Linked DNA regions of Homo sapiens: regions 2 and 3 are each linked to region 1. The links are chromatin contacts, found by Hi-C in ENCODE. All regions are on one chromosome and are shown on one strand. Each heading gives the region's core, a stretch centred on a gene start or an enhancer-like site at or near the end of the contact. The rest is flanking DNA. Distances are from core to core; before and after follow the strand shown. Region 1 holds the start of MTRES1 (mitochondrial transcription rescue factor 1). Region 2 overlaps FIG4 (FIG4 phosphoinositide 5-phosphatase). Region 3 holds the start of HACE1 (HECT domain and ankyrin repeat containing E3 ubiquitin protein ligase 1).

Region 1 (2,547 bases), core at 13-2,512:
GAAGATTAAGTGGCAAGTGAGGTAGGTGAAACCAATGGGGTATCCTATAACTCAAGTAAGTTGAGGAATGAGACCAGACCTTTGGATTTACATTGCAGAGGTCATCTGTGACTTTGACTAGAAGTTTTGTTAGAATGTTGCAGGGTGACATCTTGTTTGGTGTATGAGTCAGAGTTCTCCACAGACAGACCTAATGAGAGAGGGATGGATGGATGGATGGATGGATGGATGGACGAATGGATGGATAGTTGGTTGGGAGGGAAAGGGGAATTGGCTCACGTGTAAATTGCGTTGGTCTTGAAAAGATGTTTCCTTAAACTGCGAGTCTGACGTATTTGCACATTTTTCTGGAAACAACGCCTATATCTCTTGGAGATGTTCAAAGAGGGCGGGCTCGGTGGCTTACACCTGTAATCCCAGCACTTTAAGAGGCTGAGGCTGGAAGATCGCTTCTCTTGAGTCCCAGCCTGGGCAATATGGCGAAACCCCATCTCTACAAACAAAACAAAACAAAACAAAAATTAGCAGGCCGTGGTGGCACACACCTGGAGTCCCAGGTACTGGGGAGGCTGAGGTGGGGAGAACAGCTTGAGCCTGGGTAGCAGAGGTTGCAGTGAGCCGAGATCGCACCATTGCACTCCGGGCAACAGAGTGAGACCCTGTCAAAAAAAAAAATGTTCAAAGGGGTTAGTGGTCCCAGAGAAAGGATCACTTCATTAATAATTAAGATGATTAGCCGGTCATGGTGGCTCACGCCTGTAGTCCCAGCTACTTAGGAGACTGAGGAACGACAATCGCTTGAACCCGGGAGGCGGAGGTCGCAGTGAGCTGAGATTACGCCGCTGCACTCCAGCCTGGGCAAGAGTGAGACTCGGTTTCAAAAAAAAAAAAAAAAGAAAAAAGAATTAAGATGGCCGGGCGCGGTGGCTCACGCCTGTAATCCCAGCACTTTGGGAGGCCGAGGAGAGCGGATCACGAGGGCGGGAGATCGAGACCATCCTGGCTAAAACGGTGAAACCCTGTCTCTGCTAAAAACACAAAAAAATTAGCCGGGCGTGGTGGTGGGCGCCTGTAGTCCCAGCTACTCAGGAGGCTGAGGCAGGAGAATGGCGTGAACCCGGGAGAATGGTGTGCCCCGAGCCTACTTCCCGCGCAGTCCTCCAAGACGCGGCCTCCAGCAGGGGTCGCTGCTTCGCTGCCGCCCTGGCCTCGCGCCCCGCCCGACCCGCTCTCACTGCGCCGGCGCCGGCGGAAGGGGCGGGGCGCAGATAGGGGTAGCCTGGAGGCCTGCAGTCCGCGCGGCCGCGGGGAGGGACGAGAGGGCCTGACGTACAGGTGAGTGCGCCTCTGCTGGCGCGCCGCGCCGGGCCCCCTGCCCGCGCCCCCTGTCACTTCGCCTCTCCGCCCCGCCCACGCTCCCGCCGGGTCTCCCCGTGAGTGTCCCGTGTCCTGCCAGCCTCGGGACGCCCCGCGAGCTCAGGGCTGCGCAGGGACTGTGGTAATTGAGCGCGGCGAAGCCTTCCGTTCCTGCCTCCTGTCGCTCCTGCTGGCTCCGAATGCAGACTGCGAACCCGGGGACGCAGTTGTCCATTTCCTTTGACCTTGGGGACCCAGGAAGGTGCACTGCCCGCGGGGGTGGGGAGGGAGCGAGAGGAATCCGACCCTGTCTCAGCCCACAGCCTCCGAGGTCTCCAAGTAAAGGGAAGGATCTTTAGCTGCATTAGACTTCAAAGCGTTTAGACCAGTTTCTCCATCTTACGGAGCGGTGAACGGGCTCAGGAATGTGGAGCGTTTCCTGGCGTCAAGCAGGTCAAAGTCAGCGCTGCTTTTTTTACAGACACTGCTTTTCTTACAGTCTTCGGTTAGTTCAGATTGTATACCTCTCCTGAAGATGTCACCCAAAACCTCCTATGGGATTCTGCCGTGATCATCTCTCCACTCATCCCACACCAACGCCAAAGAGATCTTTTAAAATGAACTTCCATCAGGTCACTTCCCAGGGTCCATCATTGCGTGTTCTTTTCCTGATTCATTCGAATGCACCCGTCCTCCTGATCAATTTTTATTCCACAGGGTGTTGTTTTGTTTTGTTTTGTTTTGTTTTTTTGAGACGGAGTCTTGCTCTGTCGCCCAGGCTGGAGTGCAATGGCGGGATCTCGGCTCACTGCAAGCTCCGCCTCCCAGGTTCACGCCATTCTCCTGCCTCAGCCTCCCCAGCAGCTGGGACTACAGGCGCACACCGCCACACCCGGCTATTTTTTTTTTTTTTGAGACGCAGTCTCGCTCTGTCGCCCAGGCTGGAGTGCAGTGGCGCGATCTCTGCTCACTGCAAGCTCCGCCTCCCGGGTTCACGCCATTCTCCCGCCTCAGCCTCCCGAGTAGCTGGGACTACAGGCGCCTGCCACCACGCCCGGCTAATTTTTTGTATTTTTAGTAGAGACGGGGTTTCACCGTGTTAGCCAGGATGGTCTCGATTTCCTGACTTCCTGATCCGCACGCCTAAGCCTCCGACAGTGCTGGGATTACAGGCGTGAGCCACCGCGCCCG
Region 2 (2,547 bases), core at 32-2,531, 2.8 Mb after region 1:
GCCTCCCAGGTTCACACAATTCTCCTGCCTCAGCCTCTGAAGTAGCTGGGATTACAGGTGCCCGCCACCACGAGCTGCTATTTTGTGTATTTTTAGTAGAAACGGGGTTTCACCATATTGGCCAGGCTGATCTCGAACTCCTGACCTCAGGTGATCCGCCTGCCTCAGCCTCTTAAAGTGCTGGGATTATAGGCATGACTCACCATGGCCATGTAATTGTTAACAATAGTTCACCTTTACTGAGCACTCAGGCACTATGCTATACATATAAACTTAAACTCATTTACTCCACTCAACAGCTGTGTGAGGTAGGAATTCTTAGTATCCCCTACTTCATTGATTTCTACTAAATCTTTCTTAAAAAGCCATTGAGTCCCTACCATATGCCAAGGAAAAAGAGCAAAAAGTCTGTACAGCCTCAGCAAAAGTTGCTCCCACTCACATGAGGGAGACAGATGGGGGCACAGACATAGGTGTGCACAAGGCTATGGGAACAGAGGAGAGGGGCATGCCCTACCTATGCATCAGGCAGGGCTCCCAGGCAGGTACTGGTCCAACTCTGTCCTCCAGGCAGAGAAAAAAACCAGCCCTGAGTGGACTGGGGAGGTCATTCCAGCAGCTTGTTAATAGTAAACCTGCTTCTTCAATCTAGCGACTGTCAAATGCTTCTGAGACCACAGCTCACATGAGAATAGATGGTATACCATCTCCTATTAGCTGCAATAAAAGTATATCTGATAAGTAGTCATTTAAAACATTTCTCTAACTCTTCTTGTACCTCTACTGCTATGTAGGCAATACCTGATTAGCCACATGCAGATGAACCATGAGATTAAGAGTGTTACCACCTCACCCGCACCCCCCAAGTCTCCCATCACTCAGATAGCCAGTCCATCTGAACATCTGCAGTATGCGTTGTCTCTGAAGGGAACAGGTCCGGCAAGAGTAGACGTGGGAGTTGAGCTGGGAAAGAGCTTCTCTGAGAGCAGCCCTGGGTAAGGAGGGGTGGTGTAGCAGTGCCGATCTCCAGAACAAGGAAAATGGAGCCCTGCAGCTGACAGTATGGCAAATGTAGGGCTCAGTTTGAGGGATGGGTGAAAAATACACTTTTAAAAATAGAGCCTGGTCGGTTCTGGAAGAAGGCAGCAGCAGCAGCAGCATCATTTTAAAATCTCTCTGAATCCTCACACAAAAAAACAGAACAACTGGTTAGCAAAACCAGGCACCTACAGACAACACTTACCTCAAAACTGTGCGATACAGTATCCTCACTCACCCCCAAATCTAAAGAGGATGTGGAAGTAAACCCCCCACAGCCATAAAGACCTGCATGATAGCAGTGTGTGTGCAAGAGGAAGAAGCAGGAGGAAACAGTGGGGCATCTGAGAGGCCTGAGAATAGGAGAACCCCAAAATAGCTCACAGGTAGTCGCCAGAAATCATTGAAGCTGAAACAGAAGGGGTTCACCCAATTCAATACCAGGGGAGTGCAAGGGATTTTTGGTGAGTTCTGAAAGGGGCTGAGGCCGTCTGGGCCACATACAGTCTTGAACCCAAACGGCCAAAGCTCCCTACCTGGACATGGCAGGAGAAATTGCTGATAGTGGCATTAAAATTGAGCAGGACAATGGAGATGAAGGAAGGAGAAAGCCCAGACAACATTGAGGAAGGGGAGCAGAGAGGAAACCTCAGAGAGCAAGCTGTGGCAGTTTTCAACACTTCACTGAAACAACCAAAGAGAGTTCTGTGAAGTTAAGTAAATCTTTCCTGAGCAACATCTTCTTACAGCTCTGCAAAACTAATTTTGCACAATAAGCAACAGAAAAGTATCAAGGGCCAATCTCATCATAGAATTATAAAGAACAGAGCAAAATAACATTCCTACAGACAATGAAATCATGCCAGAAAGACAAGTTAATAAAAGAGGTTAAAACAGAAACATACTATTTCAAAATGAACTAAAATACAAAGCTTTAAAAAGAAATGAAGAAAGACATTAAAAAGGACTGAAGATGAAGTGTCAAGTGATAATTTGACAAGTCCCAATGGGTTACTGGATCTAGGCATTGGCCTCAGTGACTGTTAACATAAAAAAGATAAGCAACCAGAGACTGTGACCCTCCTGATGAAGCAATACACCACCAGCCATAGTGTTACCAAAGCAATCGAAACAGCATCTCACCACCCTCTGGGTCCAACTGCTGACCCACAGCGCATATAAAGGGCAGAGGAACACTTTGAACTGCATCTTGACTATGCAAGCAGCTAAATCCAAACTGAGGGAAACTCTACAACCCAGATTCTTCAACAGATAAATTGTAAGAAAAAGAAAAGTGAGAGGCCGGGTTCAGTGGCTCGAGCCTGTAATCCCAGCACTTTGGGAGGGCAAGGCAGGAGGATCGCCTGAGCCCAGGAGTTCGAGGTTGCAGTGAGCCATGATCGCTCCATTGTATTCCAGCCTAGGAGATACAGGAAGACCCTGTGTCTTAAAAAAAGAAAGAAAAAGAAAGATGAGAGCATCTGTAGATTAAAAAGCATATCACACTTT
Region 3 (2,547 bases), core at 26-2,525, 2.2 Mb before region 1:
AAAGAGAGTTTTGAAAAAGTAAGATAAACTACTACAATTAAGAAAAAAGCTATTCACCAGCTACAACCTCCTCCCAACCCTTCTCTCACTTGGGCATAAAGAGCCAAAAGCTTCTTAGAAGCAGCACTGCTGTCTCCCATCACCACTAAAATGTCTGAATTCCTGACGCTGCAAACAAAACTGCTTATTTTCTCTCCTTGTTATTAGCAGAGTTTTACCTGTCCTGAGGGAACCCTGGCACGCTGAACTAAAAGTCCTGATCCTCAGGGACCATGCCTTATTCCTCTTTGCAGATGCGTCCTAGTTACCAGCTAGCCCACTCAATACTAGTCTGATGAATAAATGAAGAATGAAGGCAGGCATGCATATTAAAGAAAAATATATTGTGTTTACCCATACAGTACTTTAAGAGTACCTGTTTGATGTTTGACAACCCTTTGTTTGCCTGTTATCAAAACAAGGCAGTGCCCCACATTTTAAAAAATAACAAAAATAAAAGCCCGCCTGGCCCCCCGATGCAGCTTAAAGTAAACAGTATCTTTGGATCATCTCTATCCCCAGCTACTGTTAAATGACCCGCAATTATGATGTTTTCTGACTCCGGGTCTCGGGCCTCCGGCTGGTATTCCTGCCCCTTTGCCAAGACCCCTAATCGACAGACGTTGCGAGACCTTTGTCTCGCTCCTCCCAGCAGCGGAACCCCCACCAACCCAGTTTCCTCCCGAAAACTCCCACCTGCCGGGGTGGGAGCGTCGGGCCAGGGGAGTTCGGGGCCCGGGGCCGCCTCTCAGCTCTGGAAAGTAAAAGTGGGCGTTTTCTCAGCTTTCAGTTAGTTTTTCCACCCGACCTTGACGCGGCCGGAGCTCCTGCCCCACTGGCCGCCCCCAGCCCCGCGGCCAGCCTGGCCCCGCGACCCGGCTCACCCTCGGGCAACTCCACGGTGCGCGCGCGGCGCAGCGAGCGCGTCAGGCGGTTGAGTTGCTCCATCGCTCTCTCCATCCTCGGCGCGCCCTCCGCGATCCTCCGCGATCAGCCGCCCCACCGGCGGCCTCCGCGCCCAGAGCCCTACATCTCGCCTGGGCCCGTCCAGCAGGCGGAGACGCGGGCTTGCCCCGGCTAGAGCACTGAGCTGCGAGGGCTGCCTGGGGCCACGTCCTGCGTCCGGGGGCCGGGCTGCTGCCGGACCGACCACCTACAGTACACCCGCCGCCGCCTCTGCTCGCGCCTTTCCTGCAGCCCCCGCCGCCGCGTCCCTCCCGGGCTCGCGTGGCCTTCTGGGAACTGTAGTTTCCAGCTGGCAGAACGGAGCGCCCTGGGCGGAGTCACGTTGGGGGCGCCCAGGCCACGCCAACGCGGGCGCAGGGCTGAGTATGCGGGAAGCCACGCAGCGACTGGGCGTACTCCTAAGCTTCTGGAAAGGCATTCTCACGCCCTGCTCCTCCTACCCTCCTCCAAAGTTGTACAGGAGCAGTTTCCTCCAATTCTATAACTTTACTATAAAACAGATTAGAAATTGGCACAATTGTTCTTAAATCCGTCACCACCTTTCTAGTACTGTATTAGTGCCTTTGTTTCAGGTACCCTACATGAACTGTTTTAAGTATGGTATTTTCATATGTCAAACTTAAAGAGTAATAAAATCAAACAAATCCAAAAGCATATTGTGCTTTTGTCTTCATTGTAAATAACTTGACAATAGCTTAATTAGTTGTTTTTCCTGCCGGGCGGCTTTATGAGGGCAGGGACATTTAATCTTGAACTGTGTTGTATCCCTGTACTTAACAAGGCACCTAGCACAAAGTTAAAGCTCTGGGGAAGATATGAATGATGACAACCTGAAAAAATTTTTTCATTTATTTGGTACAATGCTAAAGTGTCTATGTGATGACACAGCCTAGTGGGAAATCCAAAGGATTTGACTTTGTAAGTTACAAAAAATTTGGATACCTACATTGTGGAAGAAATGAACTCAGTGGCGAAAAATCATATTCATAAGCTCTGCACAGAAGTTGAACACTTGAAACAACAGAAGTTGGAACTTCAAAAAATTAACCCAATCAAAGGGGTAAATGTGAGCCTGGCTAACACCAATATATCTTGGATATATTACCAGTGCCAAGATGATGCTGGAGTGAGGGAGAAACAAAAGGCTTGTCTTTTTCAGCTTCTCTTCCTCAAAGAGACAAAGCTGTTCCTGAAATGAATGGGCACATGTACGTTGATGATGTATGTTGGCTGGCCAAGTGAAAGAGAGTCTCACCTGCCCATTCAGGATATGAAGGGGCAGATGGTGGTTGGCATGTGTTTTCCCTGCCAGTGCCGTCCTAAATCAGTTCCAGCTAGTGACCATTTGTGCCAGTGGTGCCACAGGCACGGGGAAGACCTCTGTAATCTTCACCTAATCAGATGATACCTAAACCAGTCTGGCAACAAGGTGGTAGAGGTCAAAGTTTCAAAAGAATACCAGAGGCTGGGCGCAGTGGCTCATGCCTGTAATCCCAGCACTTTGTGAGGCCAAGGCAGGCGGATCACTTGAGGTCAGGAGTT

The links. Hi-C counts contacts between places; a loop is a spot of excess contacts on that map. Pooled maps may share reads with other maps.
Region 2: a loop to region 1 is called in a pooled map of posterior vena cava, with 16 times the contacts of the local background. The contact joins the enhancer-like site here to the promoter of MTRES1 in region 1. A Hi-C loop is called at or near these places in 1 of 50 pooled maps.
Region 3: a loop to region 1 is called in a map of CD8-positive, alpha-beta T cell, with 9 times the contacts of the local background. The contact joins the promoter of HACE1 here to the promoter of MTRES1 in region 1. A Hi-C loop is called at or near these places in 2 of 168 maps with a recorded cell type or tissue (CD8-positive, alpha-beta T cell and naive thymus-derived CD4-positive, alpha-beta T cell) and 10 of 50 pooled maps.

What each region holds. Positions count from the first base shown.
Region 1 is chr6:107,026,937-107,029,483 of GRCh38, forward strand. MTRES1 (mitochondrial transcription rescue factor 1) reads left to right here and starts at 1,263. Exons shown (of 4, transcript NM_016487.5): 1 at 1,263-1,335. RefSeq lists a silencer at 1,082-1,551 and enhancers at 1,662-1,771, 1,882-1,981.
Region 2 is chr6:109,819,555-109,822,101 of GRCh38, forward strand. The region is part of intron 22 of FIG4 (FIG4 phosphoinositide 5-phosphatase); the gene reads left to right. Among named protein-coding and RNA genes, the nearest start is that of FIG4, 130 kb to the left of the region's middle. Within about 2 kb of position 1,282, at least 3 of the 41 ENCODE cell types and tissues checked have a DNase peak (open chromatin) inside an H3K27ac peak, as active enhancers do.
Region 3 is chr6:104,858,644-104,861,190 of GRCh38, forward strand. It overlaps HACE1 (HECT domain and ankyrin repeat containing E3 ubiquitin protein ligase 1), which reads right to left and starts at 1,276. Exons shown (of 24, transcript NM_020771.4): 1 at 924-1,276. The coding sequence starts at 999. It also overlaps the pseudogene LOC100422315. RefSeq lists a silencer at 705-1,334 and enhancers at 957-1,456, 1,071-1,365.